2 separate regions of the Homo sapiens genome follow, and region 1 is linked to region 2. A link is an interaction called in ENCODE POLR2A ChIA-PET data of the cell type or tissue named here. Cell type or tissue: IMR-90. All regions are shown on one strand. Each heading gives the region's core, and the rest is flanking DNA. Links, peaks and the distances in the headings are about the cores only.

The links. ChIA-PET counts read pairs that join two places held together with the same protein. Peaks named below come from ENCODE experiments on the same cell type or tissue, not always from the same donor. Only the 100,000 strongest peaks of a DNase experiment are listed, where the experiment ranks them.
Region 1: POLR2A ChIA-PET joins it to region 2 with 23 read pairs; 2 of 35 experiments call an interaction of 5 or more read pairs at or near these places.

Annotation. Positions count from the first base shown.
Region 1 is chr13:97,483,255-97,492,915 of GRCh38, reverse strand. No RefSeq gene overlaps it. Among named protein-coding and RNA genes, the nearest start is that of RAP2A, 54 kb to the right of the region's middle. In IMR-90, for the core only: no CTCF peak of the experiment used is centred there; no DNase peak of the experiment used is centred there.
Region 2 is chr13:97,228,062-97,237,722 of GRCh38, reverse strand. The region is part of intron 1 of MBNL2 (muscleblind like splicing regulator 2); the gene reads right to left. LOC107984573 (a long non-coding RNA gene) reads left to right here. Exons shown (of 2, transcript XR_001749968.1): 2 at 1,859-2,312. Among named protein-coding and RNA genes, the nearest start is that of MBNL2, 11 kb to the right of the region's middle. In IMR-90, for the core only: no CTCF peak of the experiment used is centred there; a DNase peak (open chromatin) is centred at 5,762; H3K27ac peaks cover 1,024 bases.

The DNA of each region.
Region 1 (9,661 bases), core at 668-8,667, 260 kb before region 2:
CTCATGCAGGAAGCCTGCTTTTCAGGTGTAGTGAGTAGTAACCAATCTAGTTCCTCAGGTAACTAAAAGCTTACAAAATAATAAAGTAGGTACTTGAGGCTGAGCTTCTAGGAATGACACCCAAAACATAGCAAAACTGGCTCACCAAAGGTGCTGCTATTTTTGCAATAGTCAGGAAACTGGGGAATCAGGACATCACAGCCACAACAGCAACTAGGAACTGAAGTTCAGGAAGCCACCACCATGATTGAGCTCCAAGCCCCCATGTAATGCCAACAAATGGATAATCCACACAAACCACTCAATAGCCACAAAGCCAGGATTAGACAATGGAACTCCCAATGATGCTACTACAGGAAATAGGCCTTCAGAAACAAAAGCACAGGTTATGCCTCACTTCCCTTTCCAAATATTGTATGGGTGTGGTTATTTGGTTAAGTACTAACCCCAAGATGTGAAGGGAGTTGGGGAAATATAACCTTTAGTTTTCTACCTTTTTGCATGCAATAAGGTAGACCACAGGATGTTTGAAGAAGCCGACTGAGTCATTCAATGACATCTGCTTCAGCATATTAACCAGGATCTCAATTATCTGTAGCACTTCTTAAAACTGCATATGCACAGGCTTCACCCGTGAGGTCAAGGGCAGATCACTCCAGAGAAGGCCAGTAGTTTGCCCTTCAAATTAATATTTTAAAATGTTTATTTAGTAAAGAAGTAGAGATAAAGTCTAATTTTCAATGAATAAAAAGCGTTTTTATACTTTTGGTTGAATAGAAACAATTTATGTTATCAAAGCGTATTATAATTTTTATAGTTTTTGTTTCCCCAAAATATTTCTTTGGCAATTTTTAAACCAGACAGTAGATTAGGAAAAATCATGAGTTTGAAATGTTGATAATATTCTTACAAATCAAATGAAAAATGCATATGATTTTTAAAGAAAAAATGCTTAACCTCATTCGTGAGAAAAAAAGGAAATTAAATTTTTTAAAATTACCTAAATTCAGACCAATCATTTTACTGAAGACAATTAGAAAATCAGCAAGGGGTGAAGTGGGCTGTATTCTTGAAGGCACTGGTGGATTTATAAGTTAGAGCAGATTTATTGGGGCACAATCCAAGGGAAGATAAAAATTCAGAGGGAAAATGTCATTTGATACTTCTTTTTCCCCTGAGGGTGTTTGCTAATGTCAGTGAGACTGCTAACATTCTGGCTGGTACCAGACAGCCTTGAACTGTTGGGAAGTAAACACTGCAGTTCAGAGCCTGTCAAAGGTAGAGGTCATAGTAAGTGCTTTACTTTGCATTGTGACCTTAAAGAAAAAATAAACCAGAAGTAAATAATCTCCCACAAGGGCAGTAATCCATTTTCAAGTGGTCTGGCTGATTTAAAAAGAAAAAGAACTCAATTCTGAAATTGAATAATAAAATTATGGATTGCTAGTATATCAGTTGCCTGACTAATTATTTTTCAAATACAATAACTGGCACACAATGAAAGATAACCAGTCACATGAAGGGACAATAAAATTTGAAGAAAGACAAATAGAAACAAGCAACAACAGAAACAGACCCTCAAGAGCTCCCGATATTGGAATTATCAGGCACAGATGTTTAAAAACTATGCTTTTGATGTTCAAGGAAATTAAAGACTGAAAATGTTGACAGATAACTTAAAACCATTAAAGCAATAGGCAGCAGATTAGAAAAGAACCAAACAGAAGTTTAGAATTAAGGCATACAATAACTGAAATTAACAACTCAGTTGACATGGTTAGTAACAGATTAGACACATCTGAAAAGAGAATTTGTGAACTGGAAGATAGATGAAAGCAAAATACTCAGAAGGAAGCAAGAGGGACAAGATTAAAAAAAATGTGAAATTAAAAAAAAATAGGGGTAATGATGAGAATAACCAAACATGTTTTTGCAAATTTAAAATAAGAAAGAGGAGAAAATAAGAATGAAACCAAAGCAATATTTGAAGCGATAAAAGCTGAAATTTTCTTAAGTTAATTAAAGACATGCATCTACATATTCAAAAATTCAAACTGGATAAATAAAAAGAAATGCACAACCCAAATCCATCATACTGGAATTGCAGAAAACCAAAGAACAGAGAAAAAATTTGAAATCTTCCAGAAAAAAAGAGATTGCTTTTAAAGGAGCAATAACTAGATTTCAGCTGACTTCTTAAAAACAATAATGAGTATTAGAAGACATAAAATACTATCTCCTGTCTGCTGAAAGAAAATAAATGCTATTGTATAACTCATGCCCAGTGAAAATATACAGAGTAAAGATAATATAAGAAACATTTTAATGCAGAAATAAAACATCATGAGAATTTTCCACCTGCAGACCTAAATTACTCTTCAAGGAGAAGGAAAATGATACCAGTAGAAAGTCAAATATTCATGAAGAAATTAAGAAGCAATAAAAATGTCAAGCATGTGGATGTACTTAAATGAGGAATATCAAAAGTAATATCTTGGGAGTCAATAAATATATAGAATTAAAATAAAGGAAAATAAGGGTATGTAAGTTGAGAAGAGCTTAAATAATGATAAAGTATGCTTGATTTATTGCATTGCTAAGGAAAAGCATAACCATTTCACATAAAAATAGTATTTAAAACCATGGCTGCTTGTGATAGTTGCTGAGGTAACCACTAAAATAATAGTAAAGGAAGGCAGAACTTTCAAACTAGTAGAAGGAAAAAATAGAGTAGTCAAAAATAATCAAAATGAAAGCAAGATGTTCTCTCCTTGCTTTGAGAGACAAAAAAGAAACTAAAAAAAAAAAAAAAAGAACAAGTAGAAAGCAAATGATAAGATGGTAGGCTTGTCTAAATGTATTAGGAGTTATACCAAGGATAAATGACCCAAAAAGTTTTGTTTCTAGCAAAGATGGAATAACAGGAACCAGATTTATTCTCCCATCTTAATCCCAAAATGGGCAAAAATCATGAAGGTGACTATAACAAGGTCCATAATAAAAATATTGCTTTAAATCAGTAATAAGAATAAAAATCTTTAATAAAGGCACAGTAAAAAAGGATATTAGGTATAGTAGAACAAATACAAGATTTATAGCACATTTCTCATCAGAAATAATGTAAGTGAGAAGACAGTGGGACATCTTTAAAGTATTGAGTGGGGTAAAAAATCCTGTCAATCCATAATTCTATATGCAGAAAAAATATCATTATTTATAAAGATTTATTTTTAACACATAAAAGCTGCAAAAATTTATACTTTGCAGTCCTGCACTACAAGAATGTTAAAGGGCGAACTTTAGGCAAAAGAAAAATGATATGAGAGGGAAATATGTTTCTATACAAAGGAATCTGTAGCACCAGTGGTAACTATAGAGGTAAATATATAAATCTCCTTAAAAGACAATTGCCAGTATAAATAAAAATAATGATAGCATAGTATGAATTTATAATTATGTAAAAAATAACTAACTAAATAAAATGAATGACAACATTACCACAAAGGCCGGGAGTGGAGAAGTGGAAATGTACTACTGTAAATTCTTACGCTACACTTGAATAGGACCAGGGCTAGGGTAAGGCAAGGGAGGCACTTCCTTCAGGCACAAAATTTAAGGGTACTTCAAAACTTCATTGCTCAAGATAAATATTAATTTAATGTAATATTTTAAAATATAAAATTTAATGCAAAATCCATAATTAACAAAATATCAAAATTTAAAGAAATGTTATACCAAGTCATGTTGGAACTTAATGGGAAATATCAGTAACTACAATTCTGTCTTTATTAAAAATTTGGTATTTTGTTTATTATGGAATTGTTTGCATTAATTTTGATTTTTTTAAATGTTGCTTCCAAACATTTATCTTGATTGCTGAGTTTTGGGGAGTATCCTTAAATTTTTTGCCTCAGGCCTAGTCCTATATCTGGGGATGGGACCCAGATGTTTACATTTTTCCTTTCTTTTCTCTTTTTTTTTTTTTTTTTTTGAGACAGAGTCTCACTCTGTCGCCCAGGCTGGAGTGCAGTGGTGCGATCTCAGCTCACTGCAACCTCCGCCTCCCGGGTTCAAGCAATTCTTCTGCCTCAGCCTCCTGAGTAGCTGGGACTACAGGTGCGTGTCACCACACCCAGCTAATTTTTTTTTTTTTTTTGTATTTTTAGTAGAGACAAGGTTTCACCATGTTGGCCAGGATGGTCTCTATCCCCTGACCTTGTGATCCACCTGCCTTGGCCTCCCAAAGTGCTGGGATTACAGGTGTGAGCCACCGCGCCTGGCCTTACATTTTTCTTAAGGACCAAAGGTCTTCCTCCTGATTGAGAACCACTAGCAGAGAAATAATTTCAGTCTTTACCTTGGCATACAAAGTTCTGTATGAATTCAAATGAACTAGCTCTTTTTTTTTGTTTGTTTGTTTCTTCTATTTTTTTTTTTTTTTTCAAAAAATACACAGAGGCATTGTATCTAACCCAGACTTATGATTCCAGAGAAAGTTTTTTGGAAGAAGTGACAATTGAGCTGAGATCAAAGGATAGAAGAGCGGACAAAAGAGTTTGAGTCAGAGGTAACAAACAGTATTCTCAAGAGTTTGGAAGTTCCAAAGAGAGTGGGGTATTCAAGGAGCTAAAAGAAGTTTTGGGCCGGGCAGGGTGGTTTACACCTGTAATCCCAGTACTTTGGGAGGCCGAGGTGGGTGGATCACTTGAGGTCAGGAGTTTGAGACCAGCCTGGCCAATATGACAAAACCCCGTCTTTACTAAAAATACAAAAATTAGCTGTGCGTTGTGGCAGGCACCTGTAATCCCAGCTAGTCGGGAGGCTGAGGCACGAGGATCGCTTGAAACCAGGAGGCAGAGGTTACAGTGACCCGAGATTGCACCACTACACTCCAGCCTGGGTGACAGACTGAGACTCCATCTCAAAAAAAAAGTTTGGAGCAGAGAGAGTAAGGTGGAAAGTAATTGGGAGTAGAATGACATGGAGCAGAGAGGAAGAACAGAACACATTCTGCAGTAACATATGTCAGCAGTTCCAAACTGCTGACTTGATCTGGCCTGCAAATATATTACATTTGACCTGCATGGTGTTTTAACATTACTTAGAGTTAGTTGATATATTTAAAAAATTAGGAGATTTTGGCATAAATATCTGTGTTTCCAGGGCACCCTTTAAAATAAAAGTACAAGACTCAGCTCTGCTGGACATAAATTTTTCAGGTCAATTGGAGATAAGCAGGAGAAGGTTCTTCAAGATAGGGCAATGGTTCCCAATTTTGTCACAGTCCCCAACACTCCATATTGTCTCGATCATATTTTCTTTTGCATAGGATTTTTATAGACATATGAATTTGCAAACCCTATGATAAGCTATATGTATATGGGCTATTTTAGTGACAATATTTTAGTGAAACAAGCCAACTTTAAAAGATGGAATTGGCTGGGCGCAGTGACTCACACTTGTAATCCTAGCACTTTAGGAGGCTGAGGTTGATGGACTCCCTGAGCTCAGGAGTTTGAGACCAGCCTGGGCAACACGGTGAAACTCTGGGCATGGCAGTGTGTGCCTGTAATCCCAGCTACTCTGGAGGCGGAGACAGGAGAATTGCTTGAACCTGGGAGGCGGAGGTTGCAGTGAGCCAAGATCACACCATTGCAATTCCATCCTGGGCGACAGAACGAGACTCCGTCTAAAAAAAAAAAAAAAAAAAGATGGAATCCATTGTCTTACATAGACAGCCTACAGCCAGACAAGGCCTCAGACTTAGCTGGATATAGATAAAAGCTCAGGCAGTAGTATCAGCTCTCTCTCTCTCTCTCTCTCTCTCTCTGTGCGTATGTCTTTCTATGCATTTCCTTTATTTACATTATAGCCTCTTCCCACATGGTGAAAAAATGGCTACAACAGGCTAAAATATACAGTTTCCCAGGTTAATAACCCCAGGGGGGAAGGTCTTCTTTGTCCTCACATCTATTTATCAATCTTGAAAAACTTTGGCTGCTTGGTCGCCTACCTACTCCTGAGTTGATCACTGTACCTAGAACGAATCAGTCTCTGCTTGCAGTCCAGATCATTTGTCCATGGTTTGTGCACTGCACAAAGGCATCTGGTCACGGGGAGTGAATGGAGGCCAAAAGCCAGGCCCATTTGCTCACCAGGCTATGTATCCTGGCATGGAGCTGCATTTTCTTGGAGGGAAAGGCAGCTTTTCATTTGCACAAGATGGTGTCTGCTTGCCTGCCTGTGTATGCATAGGGCTGTTTCCCCATGGACGGGGTGACTTTTATAATTTATCTGTGTAGGGATGGCGTCTTATTCTGGTTTAAAAACAGGAGTTGCATTGGGTAGTGGTGGCCCTGTATGTGTTGCCTATGCCTGGCCAACTCATGACTTTTACAATTTATCTGTGTAGGGATGGTGTCTTATTCTGGTTCAAAAATAGGAGTTGCATTGGGAAGTGGTGGCCCTGTATGTGTTGCCTATGCCTGGCCAACTCCTCATTAGTTGAGGGCACGCAGTTTCCCCAAAGGAATTTGAGCAGTCAATAGGTACTTACCATCTGTGTTAAGAATTTGGCTTTTAGGCCAGGTGCAGTGGCTCAAGTCTGTAATACCAGCACTATGGCAAGCCAAGGCAGGAAGATTGCTTGAGCTCAGAAGTTCAAGATCAGCCTGGGCAACATAGTGAGTCCCTATCTCTACAAAAAATGTTTAAAAATTTTAGCCGGGTGTGGTGGCATACACTTGTAGTCCCATCTGCTAGAGAGGTTGAGATGGGAATGAGGGGATCACTTCAGCCCTGGAGGTCAAGGCTGTAGTAAGCTGTGAATGTGCCACTGCACTCCAGCCTGGCAACAGAGTAAGACCCTATCTCAAAGAAAAAAATAGAATTTATTCTATGTAAGATAAGAGAACCATGGAAGAGTTGTAAGCATTACTTAATTTGCATTTTTGAATGAACAACCTGCTTTCTTATTCTGTCTACATGCATTTTTTAGAGTCAAACATTTCATTCTTCTATTTTCACTCTAACAAAAGTATTAACTATGGTTATGTTTTGATTAACAAAAAACAAAGTGACAAGAGCAGAAAGAATTAAGGAAGGGAGAGGAAAAGGGAAGGAGAGTTAGAAAGTCTGCCCAGGCAATCTGGCTATAGTAGGGAGAATAGGTTTAAGGGGAACAAGACTGAAGGTGTGATAGGAGGTTGCTGGCATAACCCAGGTGGAAAGATGTCTGCCTTTCCTCCTCCGATCTACCTGGGGACATCCTATGGAACTTTCAAAGCTTAATGGAAAAGGCACTTTTTTAAAGTATTCTTGACTCTACCCCAAGCTGAATTCAGACCTTTATTCTCTGTTATACCACAGCATTCCTTTAGAGCAGTTCACTCACTGTTTATTTGCATACACTTTCTCCATCCAGACACTGAAACTCTGGACAGCAGAAACTGTATTCTACTTAATTACTAAGTATGAAGAGTCTAGCAGAGTGTCTTTATGGAGTCAATGACAAGTCAATGCTTGATGGATAAATGGATGGATAAATAGATGAACAAATGAATAAATAGAAATGATATAATTTGGGATTAAGAAAAGAGTTTAAAATTTTCCTAAATTTTTAGGTAATTGGAATATACTTCCACTATTATCTGACATAAACGTTGTAAGAAAAGGAACAAATTTGGTGCATCACAATGAGCTCAGTTTGGGACTGAAGCATTTGTGGCTCTGTGGAACACCTGTGAGTCCTGGGCAGTTGTAAACTTCTGGGCTTTGGGGATAAAACTGAGGGCTTGAATAAGCTGATCCCCAGGTTACCTTCAAGTTCTATGATGCTAAGTATAGTATTTAAGGATCAATAAGAGTAGAATTTATGAAGATTTCACATTAGTTTTTAAATGTGGAAATGCTCTGTGGTCAGCAAAAAGGCAAAATTGGGTGTTTGCTTTTTAAAATATTTGCTTTGCTGATACCTTCTTCCACTCTTCAAATTGATACATACAATTTATATTTAAATGAAAGTGAATTCAAATGGCTTTATCTTTGGTAGATATCTCTTGAGATACTTGTCCAACATGTTGCAAAATGCGGGCTGGAAGTTATTCTTTTAATTCTTGTAGCTGGATTCTAAGAGGGATTGGGAATGGCTTCTGAGAGGTCCTGAGACCAGAACAGGCCACAGAGGCCACAGGCCACATAGTTGATTAATTGGCATCCATTTACTAACAAGGATACACAAGATGGTCTCTTTAACCTCCTTTAATACTTAGATTCCTTAGTGTTGGTTTCCACCTTCTTCCACGGAGCCAATATTTTTATTGTCCAGGCCTATCATTTAGCTAACTCTATAACTCTTACTGCCAAAACCCAATGCTATCATTTTCCCCTTTGGTGATTAACTCACACAGCCTTGGACCAAAATGTACATATGCATGCCAGCAGTCAATGTTTTAGCTCCTCTTCTATCAAGACTGTCCCTCTGTCCAGGGCTAAAAAAGTCAGAAAGACGAGAGCCAAACAGTACTGTGCTTTTCATATTGATTCTCCTTCTTACAGTAATCACTTTACAGAGTTCTGAATATTTTATTTATAGTATTTCTTTTTTTCCCCCCTCTTAGGTCCCCACTTAAGCTACTTTTCATCTTTTTAAATACTGTAAAGAAAATGGGTGTAGATATAAAGTATGTTCTGTTATGTTCTACTTATTTGCCCAGGCCCTAGAGATTTCTGATTTTCAAACAGTTGATGTGTACATTTACAAACACAAATACCCACAAATAAAAATGCCACAGTCCCTGATTTGTATTCACTTTTCAAGGCAACTGTTTAAAGCCAAGTCGTTTTAAATCTTTAAGTCATCTGTGTATATCCACACAATCACTGGGCTCTGCAACATCTGACTCCGTTTGTTTCTGATCCAATACAGGAGATTCCCAATGTATTGTAATTCACCTTTCTTTTTTCCAATAGCTGTGATTATCACATTGTTGTCACAAACTCTTATTTTAAAAGTACAAAGAAAGCCATAAAGTTAAAATTAAAACACAAGGATTTTATGTATCACGTTATACAAATAATGCTTAAATTGACAATCCTGCAAAATCTTGAGTTAATGTTTTAATCTACAGAGATTCAGATACAATCTGTGGTTCACAGTCTGTGAATGTATTCAGAGTAGTTTCAGATGAAGTTCATTTTATTAGGTTTTAGTTATTTGGGAGTGTGTAGGCTGTTTCAGCATTTATGGTAATACCAGTGAATCAGAATTTTTTTTTTTTTTGTAATGGAGCAACACATTCTATTAGTCAGCTTGAGCTTCTATAACAAAATACTACAGGCTGGATAGCTTAAACAACATCAATTTATTTTCTCACAGTTCTGAAGGCTGGAAGTTCAAGATCAAGGTGCTGGCAGAGTTGATTTCTGCTGAGGCCTCTTTTCCTAGCTTGCAGATAGCTGCTTTCTCACTGTGTCTTCATATGGCCTTTTTCGCTGTGTGTGAGCGGAGAGAGAAAGAGGTCTGGCATCTCCTCCTCCTCTTATAAGGACACCAGTCCTATTGGATTAGAGCTCCATCCTCATGACTCATTTGTGCCTATTTACCTTTCTACTGGCCCTATTTCCAAATGTAATCACATTGTGGGTTAGAGCTTCAACCTAT
Region 2 (9,661 bases), core at 1,131-9,130:
TTCACAATTTAGTCCATGCCAAGTACACCCTAGACTGCACTTCATGCTCCAGAAAAACCTGCATGGGTGCTTTTCAGGTGCACACAATGTGATTTTATCTATCCTTCAAGGCCATGTCAGATGTTTTCTCCTCCAGGAAGCCTTCCCTGACTGCCTTACTTGGATGGCACTAATCTCACAGGCATCTTATACCTCCCTTGTGGCATAATACCTTCACCATGGTGATTTATTTACACATCTTACCTGTAACGGTAGAGTATAAATTCCATGAGGGGAAAGGAAATGGGAAAGACTTAAGAAATAATTTTCTCCTCATCCACTATCTTTCATACATTTCTTTTTCCTGCAAACTTTTCTATAGCCAATGAAAGCTTCATTAAGGAGAACACATTTGCCCTGGCAGAGCAGGTCCTTAAATTAACAATGCCATCAGCTCCTTCCCACTGACAAAGGGTCCCTCACCATGCATAAGGCAATTCTGGTCCATTGTTTTACCAAATCTTCACAAAAATCCTGAGAGGTGGGCACAAGAAACCAGAGGTCCAATGAATTTGGTAACTCGTGCTTCCTACGGGACCCCGGGATTCAAATCTGTGTTGATGACCCACAAACTGCATTCCTGCCATCCTTAGCCATCCTTATTTATTTTTTGAGATCTGCAATCCCTTGACTTAAACAGACTAACAGGCTAATCTAGGGCTACACCGCCAGAAAAGGGCAAAGGGCTTTGTCATCTGCTGTCCCCACACTCTTCCTTCCTTCCATTTGTCTTGATTGCCAAATAGAAAAAAAAAAGTCTCTTAAGCAAAGCTTTCATGCATTTGAATAAAATAAAAATAGGGAGAAACAAGGAGATGTTTTGTATATAATGACAAAGTAACTGTTATTATTACTGTCAGCATCATTATTAGTTAGCACTGATCATTTCCTTTCAAGTTTCTAATTTGGAGCATTAACTTCCGTCTGGTCCAGGGTAGAATGATAAGCTGGCTGTCATGACCCTTCATGGTTCTGATTATAGGCGGGAACAGAGACCACTGCTGGAAGCCCAGAAGGTTCCAGAAGAGAGAAATGAATAAAAAGCGGAGGTCCAAGTGGGAAAAGAATAAAAATATAGGACTACCTTCCCACGAACTTTATCTTATAATACAAAGTACAAGGTAGCCAGCTACATTTTTAAAACTTTATTAAAGACAAAAAAAAAAAAAAGACCACATATCCTGTATCCAGCCCACTGGATTTTCACAAAGTGAACACATCTGTACATCTCACACCCAGATGAAGAAATAAAATATTAGCAGAGCCCCAGGAGCACCCCCTCCAACCTTTCAGATACCACCCCCAACCCCAAGGGAAAGCATGCCCCTAGGACTACCTAGCTGGCTGTATTTTAAATTAACCCCTTCGTTCTGGCCAGGACAGCCTGTGCTCTTCTGAGAGAAACCTTTTCTTGCAGCAACTGTCACTTCAAAGCAGGGGGAAAATAAAGTGTGTGTGAGGGAGTAATTTTGTGTGTAGGAGAAAAGTGTTTCTAATTTTCAGTCCTGAAAATGTGAGGGGAAGAAAGAATACGTGAAAAAAAAGAGGGAAATAAGTCGGTAAATGCAGTCCTTGCTATGCCTCCACCATTAGGAGCTGGAAGGCTTCCAGCGACATGCCATTTTGAGCAAGGAAGCAAACACAATCGCCCTTCTCCACCCTCCCCAGCCTCCGCCAGGGCAGGTCAGCTCCAACGCCCATCACCGTCAAATTTGCGGATAGGCTGACGGTTATTATTTAACGGTAACATGTTCACTAGAAGGCTGACAGTGTATTGAACATATGGTTTTGATTTTTTTTTTTTTCTGTTTGTAACTAGGGAGCAAGATGGGGAGCGTCAGAAACCTAACTCCAGGATTTGCTGGGTTCTCCAAACTGTAGCGGGAACCTCACTCCCAGGCCGATGCCCCTCTAGCGTCTGCAGCTCTGGGCCCCAGGGAGGGAGGAAGGAGCCACAGAGGGTTCGGACAACAGCACTGACTGATGCCAGAGCAGGACTCCATTCTGTTAACCTGACAAAGCGCACAGGCTGCGCCGGCATGTTTTTCTTCCACTTTCTACACTAATTTATCAAACTGGAAGGAAGAGATCAGAACATCAAATAAAAATCCACAGCCACAGAGCAATTAACTCAAGACCTAACATGTACCTGGATAAGGGGACTCACAAGAATTCCGGTATCTACAAGGTTTTAAATGGCAATGTTTTCTAACTTTGTATCTTGGGTTATTGGTCGTCAATGTTTCCAAAAATAATCACTCCTCTCAGTTACATTTTCTGATCAATTATTGAATGAGGTCTGCGTTATACAACATAAATTTCACCGAGTGGGGAAAACTCATGCTCTTGAGTGGTCAGCTAGAAAGCTGGCAATTTTTGTTAAAAATGCAAATTTTTGGCCTGGCAAATCATGCTTGCTGGGTTTATAGGGCATTAATAAAACTAATACTAGTACAGAGGAAAAAAAAAGACAGAGTTTGTGATAGAGTAGGGGCCTGGGGATCTCTACGTTAAATATCAACTCAAGTCTGAAAGCTTCAGATCAAGCTCTGGGCCTTCTCTACATGAAAATGTGGTCACCTCATAGAGAAATGGTTCAACACCCCTCCTCACCCTTCCTTTGTTTGCTCTGCGTGTCCCTAAGAAGGCCTGGGCGGAACTGAGGGAGAAAATCCTTCCTGGTTTCTCCTTCTACGAGGAAGGAGGGCAGGTTAGTGCAGCCTGCTGTTGACTGGAGCTGGGATTAATTAGTTCCTCCAGTGACCTTGGCACCTACTGATGGCGAAGTGTGTCTCTAAGCTGCTGAGAGCCGCAGAGAAACTCGGGAGGACTGAGCGCTACTGCGAAAATGCTCGTTGAACCAAAACACATAGACGATGACGGAAGAAAACCAAAAACGTGTACCTTATCTCTAAACACTGCCCGAGTGTGTTATTCAAATGGTTGATGTGAAGAAATACCTCAATCTATCTCTGCATGTATGTTTATTTAAATCTCGATCCATCAGTCTATTGTCCTTGTGGGTAATTTTGCAAGCCAGTGTCCCGCACATTGCCAGGGATTTCTGGAGGGGGCTGTTACCTGTGGTTGGGACTGAAAACAATTTTAAAGCATCCCATCATGCAGTTGTGGAAGATCATCTGTCCCGCCACACTTTACCTTCATCTATTCACTACCCCCCGCCCCCGCACTGTGCTCAGGCCTGAACCAAGCTGAGAGAAGTTAAAGAGCCCCACCTCTTTCTCTTATCACAGCTGGTTCAAGGTTCAATTTGAGTCTACAATGGGTCAACACTGCCAGAGAAGCTCAGTGTCTTGGGTTGCATATATAAAGGTATTCTATCATGAATTAGGGAGGTGCCATACTGGTCCTGTCAGAGGAATTCTGACATCTTCAAGTACGTGAAGGGGCTCGCCTCCTAAAGAGACACTTGATTTGCTTAGGGTTACTCCAAAGGCCTGAACAAGGATGAAGAGTGCAGGTTACAGAGTCCCATTTCATTTCAGCATGAGGAAGAATTTTCTAACAAAATGTTATGGCTTGTATGCGCCATAGGGTCATGATTGTCCGGTCAATAAAGAAAGATACACAATAGCTGGAAACAGCTTGTCAGGGCTGGGGAAGAGGGTAGACAGGAATTGTGCTAATAATCCCTCAGATGCCTTCCCACTTGGGATTTCCTTCTAATTTCTACCTTATATTTGTATTTTTTGTCAGTTGGGTAGATCTCCAAGGAGTGGTGTGGTGGGGCCGTCAGAATCCTGTGTAATGTGAAAAAGTTCTTCCATTGACTCTAATGTGTCTTCCCACAGCAAACCACCATTCTGGTACTTGAGTACCCAGGAGAACAAAGAAGCAGCTAGAGTAGCACGCATTGTGGGAAGTAAGTAGTTAAAAGGACCAAAGCTCTCTGCTGGTCCCAGCAGCCCCAGAGGCAGCCAGTCCCTTTGATCCTGACTCTTAATTGCAGCCTACTTGCACCAGGGAACTTTAAAGAAAAAAAAAAAAACAGGGAAACTCTAGAGATAGAGCTTGTTTTGTTTCCTGAGGGGATGGTCTTTGTGGTGGCTGCCAGGAGGCTGATACTTGAGGCTTCAAATGATTGGTTTCCTAAAGGGGAAAATAAATAGTTCCTTCCACCAGCTAAGACTCAGGTGTGACTAGAACCCCAGAAATATGAGGTGTCTGTGTGTGCCATTTAGTAGGGGTGCCAGGTACAGACTTCGAAGAGAGAACAGGACATTAGAAAAGAGACCATGGGCTAGCGCAGGAGCAGGCAGAGCACTAGAAAAAGAGAGCCTGCTCAACACTTGGACACAGGAAGGGGAACATCACACAGCGGGGCCTGTTGTGGGGTGGGGGGAGGGGGGAGGGATAGCATTAGGAGATATACCTAATGTAAATGACGAGTTAATAGGTGCAGCACACCAACATGGCGCATGTATACATATGTAACAAACCTGCATGTTGTGCACATGTACCCTAGAACTTAAAGTATAATAAAAAGATATATATATATATATATATATATATATATATATATATATATATATATATGAAAAAGAGCCTGAAGCGAGAGCATCAAAGAAAACGGCACTGCACAGGAAGGGAAGTCAAAGAAAAAAGGGATCTCTAAGAATTCTCATAGAGAGCAACAAAATCACAACAGCACAAACATTTCACTTTGGAATAGGTCTTACAGTTGATAACGAGCTTTTACCTATGGTATCTATTTAAGGTGTCTAAATGTTGAGATCCATCAAGTTGTTTAAGTTCATTCAGTGTACGTGCGCACACACACACACACACACACACACACACACACACACACATAGCGTCAAGAGTAAGAAAAAGGCCGACAAATAATCACAGCAAATAGTGGAGATGATGCCCTAGCTATCCTTGGCAATATACCAAGTCCCTTTGTGAGGAGGGACTTCTGGCTAAAACTGAACTCATGCCTGCACAGTATGCCAGTAATTGCTTATGTCTATTTAACTATTTAGTGAGCTCCACTAACAGTACTTACAACTGTCGGGGAAGTTTTTCTAAAGCAAACCCTTTTTGCTGCAATCCCCAAGTAAGAACTGGTGGACAAGGGTTGCATGTTTCCATCCTACCATCTTGAGTTTTACCCCTTATTCTGTAACCTTGGCAAGTAACTTGGTCTCTCTAAGCTTCATTTTCTTCATGAAAAGGTTTAACTGAGTTGATATACAGGAAGCTATCAGCAGAGGAGGACTTTCCATATAGTAAGTGCTCAATAAATTCAATAAATGTTAGTTCTGTTTCATTCCTAAAAGGTTATTGGTAAATTAAAAATGCATAAAAATACCGGCCATCTGTGTGTGGACTAAATGAGCATCTGGGTAGGGAACACTTCCTCTAAATCAGTTTAGCTTGACTCCTGGTTCTAGGAAAGAGGGGGCCACATGTGGGACACACAGGAAAACAAGGCATCTGAAAGGAGGGAGGACAGACAGGGGCACGAGATGGATGACCTATAACAAGGTATGAGACTCAACAATCAGGCCTGGGCATTTCACTTAAGCTACTTCGTTAGACAGCTGTCTCTTCTCATAATGTCTTCGTTTCTATTACAAGACTTTAAAACTAGCATTTTTTAAATAAATGCGATGTTAATGGCATATAACCCTTCCTCTCTATCCTTCACATTCTTTGGAGATGAGGAGGAGAGAATGGCGCTATCTACATCTTAGGGAATGAATGTGTCAGAGCTCCTGGACCTAATTCACCAAGGATGTGAGGATGCAAGTAGGCACATCAGACTTCTGGGCTCCAGTTCTGACCACCATCCAGAAGAAAAGGAATCTAAGGCCGGTTTATAATGCATATATTCCTTAGGATAATAAAAAAAAAAACAACTCTGGAGCAGACAGATAAACACAACAGCCTTCCCTGGAGGCAGTAACCAAATCTCTTGGGGAACTTGTGAGAGTCTGTGTCCACTGAGAAGATAGACGTCTCGGGAATGGGGAGATAGCCAGAGACAGGCTGTGTGTAGTCACAGAACTGCTTGCAGCTGCTGAAGTCCCTGGCTTCATGCCTTCAGCCCCAGCCACATTGGTGCAAGGCTGGTGGGATATATCAGTTCAACCTCAGCTTCACTCTGAGGCTGAACAGCCTGGAAAGACCTGCTGTGTGGAGGAGGTAGGTCCCAGTCTCCAGACTGCCAGAAGATCCTCCAAGGAGCCATCCCAGACCCAGTGATCTGCTGCCACTCACATTGTGGCAGTGACACTTCCAAAGCAGCTATTGTATTCTGGAGCCTCCTGGATGAACATCAGCTTTATCACCTGGAGCCTGTTACAAATGTAGAATCTTGACCTCAGCCCAGCCCTACTGAATCAGAGTCTACATTTTTAATGAGATCCCCAGGTGATTCGCAGGCACATGAGAGTTTGAGAAGTGCTGTCTGGTTACTTATGGTAGGTGTCTGGTGTGACGGCATCAATCTATTTGCATACTTCAAGTACTTTCTCATCATGAAAGGCTATTTTCTTCAGAGAAGTCCTTATGGCTGGGTTCAATTGAGAACTGCTAGAATCAGAAATAAATGAATCCCCAGGGTCTTTGAGAACAGGATGACAAGTGTCAAGTGATATCTCCAATCACTCTGGAATTACTGTTCTAACCAGTAACATCCCCAAAATATATACATTTTGAGAGATGGATGCAGAAGTATTGATAATTATTGGTTTTTAAATACTCTCTCTGCTTATTAGTGAAGATCGACTTTTAAAAAGTCAACTGTATATACGAGAGATACAGCTACAAAGGTTCCCTTAACTATCTAATATTCTGTGGCTCTAAACAAGATTCTGAACCAATATTTGCCCCAAAAGGACCACAGCCAGAAACCCTTGCCAGAGAGGAAAAGCTATGTGCAGGAGAGTAGTTCAACCCAGGAGACTACACTGTTTTCTTATGGAATCCTGGAGATTAGGCTATGGTGCTTAATAGTATTGGTTGTTCATTTTTTAAAAACAATTTTGCTCCTTTGTGGGTATTTATTTTTCTGATTCTTTGCTAGCTCTTATTCTCTTTTGGGCCCTTGCCATGTTCCCCAAGATTCATCCTTTGTCATTGCCTATCTCTGTTCACGCTGCCTTCTTTCACGAGGTGTGAGCACCAATGGCTTCAACTACGGCTTCAACACAGGTGTGTCTGAGCTTGTATTTGTAGCCTGTTGTCCAGGCTGTTCTTCATTCCCACATTGTCAAATGTTTATGAGACATCTCCACTTAGATGTTTCATCATTAGCTAAAAACACCATTCTCAAGTCTAAAAACTCATCATCGCCCACCCTCCTTCAACCCTATTCCCATTTATTGGTCCCTTTTTCAGACCACTCCCATTTCTGTCAGGGTACCATTGATATCACTCCTCCTAGAATTTCTGCAATGGCGTGACCTCAGCTCACCGCAACCTCTGCCTCCTGGGTTCAAGGGATTACCTTGACTCAGCCTCCCGAGTAGCTGGGATCACAGGCATGTGCCACCACATCCGGCTAATTTTTCTATTTTTAGTACAGATGGGGTTTCACCATGTTGGTCAGGCTGCTCTCAAACTCCCAACCTCAGGTGATCCACCCACCTTGGCCTACCAAAGTGCTGGGATTACAGGCGTGAGCCACTGTGCCTGGCCCAGTTTCACTCTTCTAAGCTCTCACTGCGTTCTATTATTTTTCCTTCAAGATGCCTTTTGGATTTGCCCTTTCTCCTTCATTTGTCATGCTAATGCAACCCTTTTCCACTTTGTACCTGGAATATTGTGAAAGTTTTCTAGCCGGTGACATCACTAGTTACAAATGTTCTGACCTCTAACCCTATCTTACAAGTCCCAATTGAATCTTTATAAAGCATTAGATGTGATGTTATAGGTAATGAAATTAAACTCTTCCACAGGGCCCTTCAGCTCATTCATATCCTGACTCCACCCCCTCCATCTAACTTTATTCCCCACTGCACCCTAACACTTCATCTCCATCTCCAAGGTCAAGGTTCCTTCCTGGCCACTATACCACATCATGCTATTCCTCCTTCCTGAGATTTTGACCACTGGCCTCTCCAAACATTTTTGATCATACATTCTTATCAGAATGTTTTTTTTTAGATCAGAAACAACCACTAAGGATGGTTACTTTATAAATATTATTCTTGCATAACCCTGCTAATATGTTACACACATTATCAAACATCCATGAAAACTGACATTTTTAAAGGATGAGCTAAATAATATATAAGATGGAAGTTCACCTATTTCCTTGCCAAGTGAATAATCTTGCCCTTGGCCCGGGGTGTGGACATACCACATTAGAGACATGGATCCAGACCAAATACATCCATTCAGACCCAGAGGAGGCAGCTCTTCCTGTGGGAAGCCTTATCTCTTACTCCCACCCAAACTGAGCTCCACTTTCCTGAACTCTGAGAACACTGAAAATTATATGTAGTAAATCATTTAGACAATATATATTGCATCAATACTTTAAGTTTGATTAATTGAAGCTTGCATCTAGGATGCCAGAAATTTATAGATTTTTAGAATAATTCAATATCTTAATTAAAAATATTACTGTCTTCTCAAAATTGCTTGGGTTGGGCTCTACTCAATTACGCAACATCCATTAAAAGAAAACTCCAAGTCAGACTGAAGTTTAATTTCATTTATCTCATTAAATATCACGTGTGGATTCCCAGAGGTTTGAGGACTACTATTTCTACTTTTGTGGCCAATGAGACTTTTAGCACATTGCTTAACCTTACTCAATTTGAGTTTTCATTGAATCTGTAAAACAGAGGGCAAAATGTGACCATTAAAAGAGATAATAGGCCAGGAACAGTGGCTCACACCTGTAATCCCAGCACTCTGGGAGGCTGAGGCGGGTGGATTACCTGAGGTCAGGAGTTCGAGACTACCCTGGCCAATATGGTGAAACCCTGTCTCTACTAAAAATACAAAAATTAGCCAGGTGTGGTGACACACGCCTGTGATCCCAGCTACTTGGGAGGCTGAGGCAGGAGAATCGCTTGAACCTGGGAGGCAGAGGTTGGCAGTGAGCTGAGATAGTGCCACCGCACTCCAGCTTGGGCAACAGAGTGCGACTCTGTCTCAAAAAAAAAAAAAAAAAGATAATAAATATAAAAACTGAAATTATATATACATGTAAGATATATATATGTTACTATCACTAGTACACTCAGTATTTGCATATTATAATGTAAACTATATAAAGTACATCTGAGAGTTTTAAAATAATTAATCTCCTACCTCCACCTTGAGCTTTTTTTTCTGCAAATGAATTATTTTTATGTCCTCAATTTCATTCGTTCAGCTGAAAAACATAATGTCACCTACCTATACAGCTTGGGGGTCTTATGGGCCTGAGTTTAAATACTTGCTCAGCCAAGTATTAGCTGTGGGATCATGGCTGTCAGAGCTTTTCAGAGCTTCTCTTCTACTGGCCAGCTGGGGATAGTATTAACTTTGTGGGGCTCTCCTGCTCTTCTTAGGTTCAAATTATATGAGATATGTATGTAAAACAGCCAGTTTCTAACACATGCCCTTGAAATATTCATTTCCCCCCCAACTCCCTGTA